Regions from separate parts of the Mus musculus genome. Here region 1 is linked to region 2. A link is a contact called in ENCODE Hi-C or POLR2A ChIA-PET data. All regions are on one chromosome and are shown on one strand. Each heading gives the region's core, a stretch centred on a gene start or an enhancer-like site at or near the end of the contact. The rest is flanking DNA. Distances are from core to core; before and after follow the strand shown.

Region 1 (7,316 bases), core at 930-3,429, 49 kb before region 2:
GGCCACCAGATCCTACACACTCCTAGGGCCTCTGTCCACCCACACCCACTGGCATTTGCACATCAGAGGCTCGCCTGATCTCCTGTGGAAATTCACTGGCCTTTTCCTGCTTTCTGGCTACAGATTTCAGACTGTAGGAAGCTTGGGTATCTCTTTGTTGTTCTAGGTCAGGGTGGTTTTTGGAAAATGGCTTCTGTGCTAATTAGCTATCTTCCAACAGCTTGAAGGGGCTCTAAAAAGCCCAATGGTGTAATTTCAATCACATTCCCTACAACCGGGCTTGTCCTTCATCCGCCAGTGCCCCCTCATAAATGTCCTTCTGTTTCTAATCAAAATGAGCTTTCTCCTTTCGTGACAGTAATAGGACCCATTTCCTCTATCATGTCAGGATGAGCACACTGCTGATCTTGCCCTGGAGATTTTTCAAAGCTAACGGAAAGTAGGGTGGGCCTAAAATTTTCTCCAGACTACATCAGGCTAATTCCCTCATATCGATGTCTACACTGATTCTTCATAAGAAGGGAGACAGGCTAGGGGAAGGACTAGAAGCCAACAATAGTGAGAGGGTGAGATGCTGACTTACACCTTTCACCCTGAGCACTGCTAGTGGGCAACCCAGGTTGTCTTCAAGGACCCTCAGGCTGTTACTGTCTCCACTGCTTTTCTTCTTTTCTCCTCCTCCTCCTCCTCCTCCTCCTCCTTCTCCTCTCTCTCTCTCTCTCTCTCTCTCTCTCTCTCTCTCTCTCTCTCTCTCTCTCTCTCTCACACACACACACACACACAGCCATGCTCAGACCAGAAGCACTCATCTCCATGGTTTGTCTCTGACTTCACTTCCTTCAGCATGCGGCCATAAGAGCTTAAGTCACAGGATGGAATGAGACTTCTCTTTCTCAAACTTAGCCTGGTGCTAAGAAGAGAAGGCACTGTGGGTTTATTTTCTACCCTCCAGAAGAGGAGTTACATCTATTTCTCCAACCACCTTTAGGTATTCACCCTGTGCGTTTGAGTATGTATGTATGCATGCATGTATGTATATATGTGTGTATATGTATATATATGTGTGTGTGTGTGTATGTGTGTGTGTGTGTATATGTATATATGACATCTTCTATAAAGTGACTTGCCACAAACAAGGATAAATCATTTCCTTAAGACAAGTGGTATCCTCTGTATTGTGATCCAGACACATCCAAGCAGCTCAGAAAGCCATGAATTAGACAGCAGATGATAAAGATACACTATTCCTGCAGGGTTTTTGGTTTTGTTTTTTCTGATTCCCTGTCTGATGGCATACTCCCTTTGTCCCAGTGTCCTGTCCTTGGATACAAACATTTAAAAATGAGCTCTCAGGATAGAGGACTACATGACTGGCCATTTGTTGAGCACCTATTAATAACGTCCAAGAACAGGAAATAATAGTAATTTTTAAATTACCAGGCTGTGATAGACTGTATAAGATCTCTTCCTCAGGCCTCATGCTATGCTAGCAGGTCTGATTAGATAAGATCTGCCCTTGCACAGTACAGCAGAGGCATAACTCAAAGCTGCCTGACTGTGAAGCCCATGCCCTTGTCTGCTAGGCAGCCTGAAAACTCCTTTAAAGGCCAGATCGAAGCGAAGAGATCCTGTCAGTTTCTCCTGTATCATACGCTGTTAGAACTCAACTCTAACACTATTGTGGAACACAGCCAGTGTCACGACACTCATCTTCTTTTTGTTTTTTGTTTTTTGTTTTTTGTTTTTGTTTTTGTTTTTGTTTTTGTTTTTGTTTTTGTTTTTTGAGACAGGGTTTCTCTGTATAGCCCTAGCTGTCCTGGAACTCACTTCGTAGACCAGGTTGGCCTCGAACTCAGAAATCTGCCTGCCTCTGCCTCCCGAGCGCTGAAATTAAAGGCGTGCACCACCACGCCCGGCTCACAACACTCATCTTTAAAATTTGTTACAGTCCCAAAGAAAGCTACACTCTAAACTGGAAGCCCTCTTCGATATTTAATCTGCAGAAGGGACGACCACAAAGTTAAATTTACCCATAACATATGACAAAAGGTCCACCAGCAATGGCTGGGAAGTTTATCTTCAGAAGAAACTTGCCTTCCTCTGGGCTAAAGGTCATGCAAGGTACAAATTTAGAGCTTTTGACACAGCCATCTGCTGAAGCATCTGGAGACAAAGGGAGGAGACAGGAAAGGAACAAGAGGCAGCCAAATCCCTCAGATTGATCTCTCTCTCTCTCTCTCTCTCTCTCTCTCTCTCTTGTGTGTGTGTGTGTGTGTGTGTGTGTGTGTGTGTGTGTTCTGGTGTATCTTTAAAACAATACTGAAGGATAGGATGGGTGTATCTGATCAAGAAAGCTGCCGTAATTCTCACAATGCTTCCACTCCACTTTAAAATATTGCAAAATCAGAATGATTACATCATGATGTCAGGCTTTAACATGCTCAGTGGATGCAGGCAGTGTGAGAGCAAACTGGGAATGAAAACTGAGTCATCTGAGATTTCAGAAAGTCCCAGTTCACGAAGAGCGAGCACTTTCAATATGTGGGCTCCCTTTTCCTCTTACACGGACGTTAGCCAAATGCCAGCAACAGGGAGAAAGCACAGTCCATAAAGTGTTACATGCATATCAATACACAGAAAGCAGAGAAGGAGACTCATTCTCAAATTACTCAGGACACTCATATTTAATCCTTAGTTTCATGCAATAATAAATAATACAAAATTAGAACCCTTGAATAAAAAAAAAAGGAAAGGAAAGGAAATGTTGTATTTAATGTTGAAGTCACTGAGGTTCAAAATTAAGGAATTAAAAAGCATGCAGTTCCTCTGCCATAGCAGCTAGGATAGAGCACATGTATCTCATACGATGGTCCAAAGAATAGTCATCACTCTCCACCGGCCAAAGCTAAGCCTATTGGGTCACCTGTGTGCATGCAGCAGGATGGTAGACAAAACACATTTTCCATTTTGGGTTAGGTCGGTAAGGGATCCTAGAGTAACTCTACAGTGCTTACCGATCTTCCCAGACAAACCCTACAACAGCCCACAAGCCCTATAAAGTAAGGGTTATTTTCTCCACTTCTTGAGGAAACCAGAAAAACACTAACATTCAAGGAGAATGATTTAAGACAGCAGTTCCGAAAGGCAACTGCTTTTTCCTTCATGTAACAAAGAAAATAAAAATAGACTTTCGAATGACTGTTATTTCCCCTAGTCTTACAAACAGCACGCTGAGCATTTCTGTAGTTATTAGAGAGGCAAGCTCAGGCTCTTTACCCAAGGAGCCATCTCCTTTCCCAGAATACAGCTTTGAAATCACCGGGACAAGAAACATACGACACAAGAAACCAAATGTTTCTAAAAGGAGAAGAAAACTATTGCTGAACCTTAAGAAGCAGTTAGACAAGCCGGGCAGTGGTGGCGCACGCCTTTAATCCCAGCACTTGGGAGGCAGAGGCAGGCAGATTTCTGAGTTCGAGGCCAGCCTGGTCTACAAAGTGAGTTCCAGGACAGCCAGGGCTATACAGAGAAACCCTGTCTTGAAAAATAAAAACAACAACAAAGAAGCAGTTAGACATAGCTCTGTGATCCTCTAAACTTCAAATTAAACCCACACTATGTTAGGACAGCTGGGCCCTTTATTTCCATAGTAAGTTTATATATAACTTATTATACAATGTGACCTACTTACTTGGTCTGTTCTTCACTGCCACAACTAGTTCACCATTGCCTTCCACAACACAACATATAGAATCCTACACACAGCCATCACTTAAAACATTTTTGGAGTGACTTTGATCCACTAGTGTTCTAGCTTGCCTTCTGTGATGTGATAAACACCATGGCCAAAAGCAACTTGGGAAGGAGAAGGGCTTTTCCGCTTACAGGTTACAGTACATTATTGAGAGAAGGTAGGACAGGAGCTTGAGAAACCAATGGAATCTTGTTCCCAGGTTCACATCCAGGGACATTTCTTACACAGCCCAGACCCACTTGCCTAGAGATGGTGCGACCCAGAGTGGGCTGTTCCCCCCACCCCCGCAGCAATTAGCAATCAAGAAAATGGCCCCACAAGCCAATCTGATGGCAGCAATCCCTCAGGTGAAGTTCTCTCTGCCTAGGAGTAGCAAGCTGATAGCCAATGTTAGTCACTACAATGGCAAACCGCTCCCTAAATTTAACCAAAGCTGGCTCTAAAGAGAAGCATGAATATTCTCATTGACTGTTATCACTATTGCTTCTTAAAAGGGAAATTTAATAACATCCAGGATCCTTTTAAGAAAAGGACAGAAAAAGAAACGGTTTCCCTTATATATTCATAAGTTAAAAGGGTAAGGCGCATGAAGCAACACATTGGGTGTGATCTCATTTTGTCTTCTTTCAAAAGTGGTGTCTGCCCTGGAAATGGGACCAGAATCTATGAGAAGTAAGTGGATGAGATTGCACAAACTGTAACCCAAGCATCGGCCACATAGCCGACAGGAACCCTGCACAGAAAATTCTGGAAATTTCCAAACAAAAAGCTAAACTTCAAGAGATACTTTAATAACACTGGGGAAAGAAACTAGTTTGAAGAGGAAGTAGTCTCAGTACCTTTTGAAGCCCTTTCACATCACATGTTATTTTGAAAGTTTGGAAACTTCGTCTCCAATATAAGATATTTTGTTGCTGCTTTTTTTTTTTTTTTTAAGAAAACAATTATAGAAAGAGAAACTTTCAAGAAGTAACTTTTCGGCCAGGCAGTAGTGGCGCAAGCCTTTAATCCCAGCACTTGGGAGGCAGAGGCAGGTGGATTTCCAGAAACCCTGTCTCAAAAAAACAAAAACAAACAAGCAAAAAAACCCAAAAAACAAACAAAAAAAACCAACAACAACAAAAATAAAAACCAAGAATATAACTTTTCTCTGCTCTTCCTGCCATCTGACTCCCTAGTTCTCCACAGTACCTTTTAGGAGAGAGAGGCTAGAGTGCCAGTTCTCTTTGTGCTTGTTTTAGGGACTGCTGTCAATCATTTCTAGTTCCCAACCACCTGGCCAAAGCAGGAGAAATAAAGCAGGTGGATACAATCCTTGCCTAGCACAGGTAAGCGGAGGGCTGTAATTCAAAACTCCAGGCTTGCTATCACTAAGGACCTGGTAGGGCAGAGACTGGAAGGCAAAGCAGGAGGCATGCCTGTGTGCCTGATGGTTTATTTCCTCAGATGTATCAGTTGTGCTTAAAAGGACTGCTATTACAAATTCCTTCTAGGTTTCGTTCCTTTTTTAAAGATCATATATAAAGAAGGCACTGGATCCCACTACAGATGGTTGTGAGCCACCATGTGGTTTCTGGGAATTGAAGTCAGGACGTCTGGAAGAGCAGTCAGTGCTCTCAGCCGCTGAGCCATATCTCCAGCCCTCCTTCTAGGCTTCTTAAAAACCATTATCTGGCATGAACAGGTGATGGACTTGACCTTAAAGTATACATTCTTATGGTAGCTCAATTTAAAATCAGGAATTAGATATGAAAAACTTTTCTAAAACTATCCATTTTAAGTAAAATGCATTGTTGCTTTTTTAGGCCTCTTTGTATTTATGGTGTAGAAATACACCCTCATTTCAGTTGTCCATCTGGTCTTTACTAATTAAACCAGAAACACTATTTTCACCTATGATCAAAAGAAAACATTTTGGATCAAAGGTCAGTGATTAGACTTCCTGTGACTTGATGGAGATAAATTTAAAATCATACACAAAAACAGTTTTTGACCATCAAGAGTTAATGGTCACACTGTGTCTGCCTTGGAGCTAGGCACCTCCAGTGTGTGATCCCAACACTCCAGAGGCAGAAAGGATCAGGAGGGCAAGGTCATCCTTAGTGACATGATGAGTTCAAGGCCAACCTTCTGAGCGACAGGAGACCCTGCCTCACAAGGAAGAACATTATGTGACCATACCAGGAAGATTAATAGGCCAATTTCTACCACCAACAATTTTGTTGAAAAGCAATTCAGTTCAGCCATAGAGAACCTTACTAGAGAGGGACAGACAGAAGAGGGAGGAAGGGAGGGAGGGGGCCAATGACAGCTCAAGAATCATTATAGTGAAAAGAAGCCTCAGTTTCTCTTCCTCACCCTCTCTCTCCATCTCCACCTGCTCAGAACCACAGCACTGAAATATTTTTTATCTTCACGGTAATCGAAGAGATGAAAAAACACCTTGATCATCCCCAAAAGGATAAGCAGCCTCCACCATAAATCTGCCACATTGTACAGACAATGCTGACAGAGGCTGCGCTCAACCTGGGAGGCCAGAGAGTCCTCCATAGAGCAGTGCTGAGAGGCACCGTATGGTCTAGAGTATTAGACCAGAGACATGGGTGAGGATTCTCCTGGGAACCATCAAGAATCACAGACTGGAAACAAAAAAGGGCTCAAAAGTTGCACCTTTGCTTACTTTAACCTAAGTTACAGATACCATGTAACTAAAACTCCAAGGGAGCGGGGAGCACTTGAAAGAAAATGGCCCCCACAGGTTCATACGTTTGAATACTTGGTTGCCAGTTGGTGGAACTCTCTGGGTGGCCTTGTTACAAGAGGTGTCACTGAGAGTGGGGCTTTGACGTTTCAAAAGGCTCAATGCTATTCCAAATGTGTGCTTTGCCGCCTGCTTGTGTTGAGGTCTGAGCTCTCAGCTGTTCCTGTCACCAAGGCTTTGCTCTGCCATCATGGACTCTAACCTGTTGAGATGCTGACGTGTTGATCTTTTATAAATTGCCTTGGACATGCTGTTTTACCACAGCCATGGAAATCCTAACGAAAACAAGAAGATCACAGGAAAACACCATCTACAAACAGGACTGTTGAGCTGCAACTGATTTGGGTCTAATATAGCAGTTTGTTGTGTTATTATAAAATGGTATATAAGGATGGGGGTATTAGCAGCTTAGAGGTAGAATGTTTGTCTAGAAATTAGAGTCCCCGGTTTCAATCCAGAGGGGAAGGGAAAGAGAAAGAGATAAAACTGTACATATAATAGTATTCTTTTATCTCAGATGACAGTGCTAACAACTATTAGAATGTTACATAGTAAACAGCACACTACTACAGCTGCCTTTTACAGAAATTTAACAAGAATTTCTGTTTCAGGCATTCAGGTAAGAACCCTGTCTGACCTCTGTTATCTAGAAGCTCACAACAGAGGACAACCACCAGGACAATCACTGGACTCCCAATCAGGCCAAACGACCTCAGGTAGCTGCCTCTATGATCCCAGCACTGAACACGCACAACTTCTGTCTTAGCAAGGCCTGTACCTACTGCTTTATACCTAAGTAAA
Region 2 (6,914 bases), core at 3,648-6,147:
GGGGCAGGGGCCACAATCTACAGTTCCTTGCTTAGTTGTGCTAAGATGCAGCTTTATGAGAAAATCAAAGAGCTTAAAAGCCTATCCTAACTGCACAGATAATAGCTGATAAAGCCAATATTGGCAGTGACTTCACTTCATCTCCTTGAACTAGTGCAGTTTCACAGGCTCTGTAACATTGCCCCAGTCAGCAGACACCATATAACACGAGCTCTATTGGATGTATAGCAGGGAAACAAGAATTCTCCCCAGCGTTTCGGGTGCTCATTATATGCTGAGATCAGATAGTGGGTACATAAGCTCTTAAGAGTCTCCAATTAAGAAGCAGTCACAGAAAAAGGAGAGAAGGAGGGAGAGAGGGAGGGAGGGAGGGAGGGAGGGAGGGAGGGAGGGAGGGAGGGAGGGGAAGAAACTGAACGACAGACAGAGATGGAGGAAAAGGAAAGAAATTTTAAATTAAAGATGGGAGGGCAGGGCAGGCAGGGCAGGGGAAGGAAGGAAAGCAGAGGGGGGAAGGGGAGGCAGAGAACTGAACTGCAAAGGGGAGAACTTGGACACAGCAGCAGGGCTGAGAGGGCAGAGGTGTGCAGGACAAGGGATCCCTTCAACTCTACACTAAGTCCCCAGGAGGAGTGTGGCATTTGTTAAAGTTACAAAGGCCTCAGAAACGTATAAGAAGTCACTTCATCTGTCTGGGTCAGTGTGGCTACAATATTGCTGTCCTTAACAAAGGATCAGAGACAGACGAATCCCTTGAACCTGTGTTCAGTTTTTACTAACTAAGGATTTCAGTTGCTAGGTCAATACCTGGGCAAAGCTTTCCAAGTGTTGCCCAAGGAAACCAGAGTCTTTCACTCCAACACATTTGTACAACTTCCTACAGCAAATGTTTCATCCACCCAGTCAATGTTCACTGAATGCTTTCTAGGTGTGGGACTCTGCAGGGTACCAGAGACAGAGATGAACTTAGTTCATAGCTAAAATGTAGAGCAGAAGTTAGCCACAACCGTACAGCCAGCTCGAGTAAGGATGAAATCAGAAACTAGAGCCAGGTGTGAGGGTGCACACCTCTAGTCCCAGCATTCAGGAGCCGATGCAGAGGCATTGCTGTGCATGAGGCCAGTCTGGGTTATGTAACAAAATCATGTTTCAAGAAACTGCCGGGCAGTAGGGGCGCACGCCTTTAATCCCAGCACTTGGGAAGCAGAGGCAGGCAGATTTCTGAGTTCAAGACCAGCATAGTCTACAGAGTGAGTTCCAGGACAGCCAGGACTACACAGAGAATCTGGGAGGGCGGGGGGGGGGGGGGGGTGTGAAACCAAAACAAATTAAATACTTAATGTTAATTATTAGCATTAAGTAATTCAACAGGAATGTGCTAAAAAGGAGGCACTAGGAACGGAACGGGTTAAACTCACAAATAGTAACTCATACCTAGACTTTGGAGACAGTGTCTCAATATTTAGCCCAGACAGACTTCAGCCTCATCTCAAGTGATGGGATTACCTACCCATCTCTCATCTTTCTGGTTCTCCTCTAAAATAATTTATCTTCATAGAGTCACTACATTTCCAGCCACACCATTCCAACTGTAGATCTCAATGCCATAAGTACATCATGTAAGACAGACAGGTTCAGATAAGCTCAGGTCCTTCAGCAAATGCTTTACTCCACCTCTAGACCCCCCCCCACATCCACGTGTCTGCCTCGTTATCTGTTTTTAAAGTCAGTTTAAAATGGTCGAGTCAGAAAGCCCAGCAATCCTGCCAAGTGTCTAAGTCTCCCGGGTCCCAGTAGGTTTTCCCCACATTCTCCTGCCGGTGGTACAGCCCTGCCTCGCCCTGGAAGAGAATCCACACACCTGACGCACAACACCCTTCAGACACTACTGCAAAGCTTATTTCAGTTTAGAGACTAAGAAGGAATAACACAAAAGCCCATAAAATATACATATCTCCGAATGTATAAACAACCTAAGGGGTCAAATCCTGGCAGATAACAGAGCAATTTCAATAATCTGATATAACACTTCTCTCAAAAACACTGACCTACGGCTCACCTGTGTGGACAACCCAGATTTCTGAAGGCTGTTAACTGAAACAATACAGCTTGAAAAGAAACTTGTAGGGCCCCCAAGAGCCTTTACCCAGCAGGTAAAGGTTCTTGCCATAAAGGATGATCCCAGGGCCCAACACGGTAAAGGGACCCAATTCACACACACACACACACACACACACACACACACACTAAATCCAACCAAAAAATTTAAACAAGAAATTTGGTTCGCAACAAACCACCATTTTTGAAAGTGACTGCAAATGGATTATGCACGATTCGGTGATGACATGACCAACAAGCCAGCCAGGTGCCATCAGTCACTGTGCCTCACTGGTCCCCAAGTGCCAACGCTGCCTGAACTGGTGCTGACTTCTGATCTCAATGGCCCGTGCCTTATACAAGGACACCCTGCATCTACCTTTAAAATATTCTCAGTCGCTAAAAGCTAATCCCTCCTCACCAGCAGGGCTCAGTAGCAGTTCTACATGAAGGATTTGAAAATGCTCAGAAATACAAACAGCTGCCTTTACCCCCCCTCCCCCCACCAGCATTTATGTGGTATTTGTTTGTTATTTTAAGGCCACTCCCGTCCTTCTGTGGCCATTCCTTCCAGCATCTGGACTTCTCCTAAAGTCACCTGCTTCAAGACACACCTTTTAACACTCTTGAAAAACCCTCGAGAAAACTCATTCCATGAAGACTTTTGCTCATGGCCCACACTTCCTGCTAGCTTGTTAAGATGACGCCAATAATGCTTGTTCATGCAGTAAGCATGTCTACACAGCATTTCCTTCTAAGCTTTTGCTAAATCCACCAACAATGAAACCAGGCAGCAGGCCATGATTACTGTCCCCATTTACTACATATACACAAACTTCTCTGGGCAGAATCCAATGTGATCATTTCTGCATGCTCAGCAAATCACACAAACATTGCTTAACAAATAAGGAAGCAAGAAGCGGATATGGGATGGGTTAAAGACAACCCAAATCCTGACTGTTGATACAGTTCTCAGAAAAGAAATACGAACAAAAGTACATTAAACATTTAAAAAAAATGCATAGTACAAATGTGCAATTGTTTATATCCAAATGGAACCAGCCAAAAGGATGGACAGGGGCTGGTGGAATTCCCAGCAGGTAAATGCTGCTTCGCTGCCAAGCCTAAGAACTGAGTTACAGCCCTGGGACCCTCGTGGTGGAAGAAGATTCAATTCCTGTGAGCTATCCACTGACCTGCACATGTTGTTTCACTGTACACGTGTATACACACACACACACACACACATTTCTGAGCCTGCACTAAGATGTAGATATACCTTCCAGAAGTAACACAAAAACTGCCTGAAAATGAAGTATTAACACTGTTGTTTCATATTTCCATTTCTGGTTAGGAAAAGAGTATATAATGTGGCTATAGCCCCTGAGAAACTGAAATGTATTTATTTATATGAAGTGTCCATGTGGGTATGCACATGCCTGTGCAAGTATGCGTGCCTGTGTGGGTGTGCATTCATGTGTGAGTGTGCATAGATCAGAAGACAATCTTCACTGTGAGTCTCAGGATGCTATTCACCTCCTATGCGACAGGGGCTCTGGCTGACCTGGAGCTCACCAATGAGGCTAAACTAGCCAGCTAGCAAGCCTCAAGGCCCTCCTCACTTACAAACACATGCTACTTTGGTTCTGGGAATCATAATAAGCTGGACGTGAGGTTTTAATGTGCATTTAAATAGCCACATGTGGCTGGTAGTAAGACTAAGGACTGAAGATCAGGCCTTCAAAGACAGACTGGACTACACAGCCAGACCTTCTCTTCCTCCCTCCTCCTCCTCCTCCTCCTCTTCCTCCTTCCTCTCTCTCTCTCTCTCTCTCTCTCTCTCTCTCTCTCTCTCTCTCTCAGGAGAACAAGACTTTATTTAAGTTTGGGGGCTGGGAAGATGAGATGGCTCAGTGGTTAAGAGCACTGGTTGCTCTCTCACAGCACCTTGGTTCAACAGCACCCACATGGCAGCTCATGTTGTCCAATTCCAGGGGCCTTTCATCTGGATTCAGAAAGCACCGATACGTACTACACATACATGAAGGGATGTAATGTCGATTACAGTAATTAATAGGGATCTGTGAATGGTGCCCACAGGAGTCTTCCTCTCTTTTTTTAATGCTTATCTGAGAATTTTAATTCTAACAAGGACCTTCAGCATCTAATGAAGTCTCCCTGCCCCAGGGCAAATAAACAGCAATAGTGAGTTATAAATTGGGGGGGTGGGCATTGTATCCAAGGCCCATTCAGAAATGATAGTGCTTAGAAGCTCAGCAGTGAACTACGTTAAAAAGGAAATTAATAATTGTAAATAGTCCACAATATGCCAGGCACGGTATGAGATCCTTTATAGCCACTGAAATATTTTACCCTCACAATCTCCATGATTCCAACTAAGTGACTCTGGGGCCAGGTGAGGAAGTATGCACCTGTTAGGCCAGCACTTGCAAAGGAGAAAGAGGTGAGAGTATCAGGTCAAGATCACTCTCGGCTACACAGCCACTACTCGGAGGCCAGCCTCAGCTAGACAGTATATAAGTAACTCTAGAGAGTAGAGCCATCAGAATTCTAGCCCAGCTCCAGTACTTCCACACCACACATCACCTCCTCTGAGTTGACCCCCTGTCAGGAGCTGTCACCCTCAGGCTCATGGCTGAAGTGCTTGGGTCCCCAGCCCTCCAAGATTACAGCTTCCAGTGATCTCTGTCTAGGACACTGGAAGTTAACTGGAGCTTAACCAGGCTCAGGCAGCCCCTCCTTTCCAAGAAAGCGATGACAGCTGCCTTTCTTGGCCTTCTTACAGATGTCGCTACCTTTACACTGCCAGAGCCGCCTCTAAGAGGACCGCAGCCAAAAGCAGAGCTTAGCACAGCCAACAGTTGCTGAGTCATCTCTAGTGTCTGGAGGTCACAGTGCAAGGGAGCACCATTCAGGGAGCTCATTGAACTTCTTCATTTCTCAGAACCCTGACTCAAGCTTCTTCCTCAGCCCCTTAAGTCATCTGATCCACCTGATTCCCCAGAAGGAATCTTCCTGACTCAAGAGGATCACTCCTCTCTCCAAAGGGAGGACCATCTTGTGTTTCCTCACCTGGGAGCCTTGGCTAAACACAAAGTAAGATGCTAAGAAAACATACATCAGCAAAAACATTATATAAGAATGCTTAGAAAGCCATGCAGTGGTAGCACACGCCTCAAGAGCCAATGCTCAGTTTTTTCACCCCATTTCTCTGCTTCTTACACATACCTGACAGTGTTTTCCAAATTCACTAATTGCAACTGACACAAGGCCAGCGTTCATTTATCTGCAGTTGTCAAATTATTGTTGGACCAAAAAAGTGTAGTGCTGTAGATCCACATACGTGACATTCATATTCTTTTTGGTAACCAGAACATTGCACAATCCTAACAGTCGTGAAATCTACACTATTTAATCTACTTCAGGTCTACGAGATGGCTCAGCCTGTACAAGTATTTGCCGCAAAAGCCTTGTGACCACAGACCCCTAGGACCCACATGGAAGGAAGGAGAGAACTGACTCCCAAAACACTCCTACCATCACCACATGTGTGCTGTGTCACGCACATATGCACAAACACACACATGTTCCAAATGTAATAAAAATTAATTATACCTCAATAAAGTTATGGAGTCTCCCCCTAAGATAAGCATAACAGATAAATGGCAGGAGCCCAGAATTTCAGCTGTTAAGAAAGCCAAATGGTGGTGTTTCTTTTTTTTCAAGAACTCTTCTCTAAATTCAGTTAAGTCTTCACAAATTGAATCAAGAATCGAAAACAAAAAGAAACGCCAAGATCACCTCCAAGTCATAGATAAGAAAGTCAAGTCTTAGTCATACATTAGAGTCCAGATGATCCACAGAGAAGAGAATATAAAACTAAAATGTGGTAGGGGGGCAGGGGTTAGACTGTCAAAAGACTGAGGAATTCTTCTCGTCGGAATTAAGCTTAGCATGCATTCCCAGTTACCAAATATAAATGGATTGGTTGACATCTTAATTTAGGAGTATCTGCCACATGCCAAATCCTATTCTAAGCACAACTTAATCCTTCTACATAAACTACTGTCTTTAAACAACAGCAAAATTAGGTTTACTGGGGCCTTGCCTAAATCCTTCTGACCATTGCTGTTAGGTGAGCGAGGGCTGGCAACAAAACTAGTTAGCAGGAAGTAATACCCTCAGCTAGAATCGCCTGCCTTCAACATCTAATCACATGCAGGACACAGAACCCCTGTTCTCTCACTGCAAACAGTTACAGCCTCAATCAAAGTGTTCCATCCATGAAATGGTTCCCAACAAGAAACTATTCTTGGGCACTGCAAACAAAACTGTTCTTCAAGGATTAAGTTCACACAGACATAGTATTAAAAATATATGGAAAAAAAAAAACATAGTAACTATATCTCATACCTAGTAACTATAGTTCATATACTAACTATATCTCACAGTGGATCCTGCTTTTTTCTGACGCCATTGAATTGGAACTGTATGTAATACGTCATTGGTATGGCATAGTATTATCTAAATGCTAATGTGTACAATCTTACCCAGTTCTTCCCAATTCTAGCCTTCTGTCCACGCTAACACAAACTCACTAGCGCAACGTATCCACAGAGAATCTCTTCCAGTAACCATACAAGCCATAAGAAACTACCACACTTTTCCACAGCCACAAAATAGGCAGCAACTTTTTTTTTTTTTTTTTTTTTGATTTTTCCAGACAGGGTTTTTCTGTGTAGCCCTGGCTGTCCTGGAACTCACTCTGTAGACCAGGCTGTCCTCGAACTCAGAAA

What was found. Hi-C counts contacts between places; a loop is a spot of excess contacts on that map. ChIA-PET counts read pairs that join two places held with the same protein, here RNA polymerase II (POLR2A).
Region 1: a loop to region 2 is called in a map of CH12.LX, with 1.9 times the contacts of the local background. The contact joins two enhancer-like sites. A Hi-C loop is called at or near these places in 5 of 37 maps with a recorded cell type or tissue (CH12.LX, T-helper 1 cell, gastrocnemius and 1 more). POLR2A ChIA-PET finds 5 or more read pairs at or near these places in 1 of 5 experiments (Patski).

Annotation. Positions count from the first base shown.
Region 1 is chr2:52,939,010-52,946,325 of GRCm38, reverse strand. All of the region lies in intron 1 of Fmnl2 (formin-like 2), which reads right to left. Among named protein-coding and RNA genes, the nearest start is that of Gm52511, 66 kb to the left of the region's middle. Within about 2 kb of position 2,179, at least 1 of the 3 ENCODE cell types and tissues checked has a DNase peak (open chromatin) inside an H3K27ac peak, as active enhancers do; it is gastrocnemius, where a contact is called at or near this core.
Region 2 is chr2:52,893,225-52,900,138 of GRCm38, reverse strand. The region is part of intron 1 of Fmnl2 (formin-like 2); the gene reads right to left. Among named protein-coding and RNA genes, the nearest start is that of Fmnl2, 39 kb to the right of the region's middle. Within about 2 kb of position 4,897, at least 1 of the 3 ENCODE cell types and tissues checked has a DNase peak (open chromatin) inside an H3K27ac peak, as active enhancers do; it is gastrocnemius, where a contact is called at or near this core.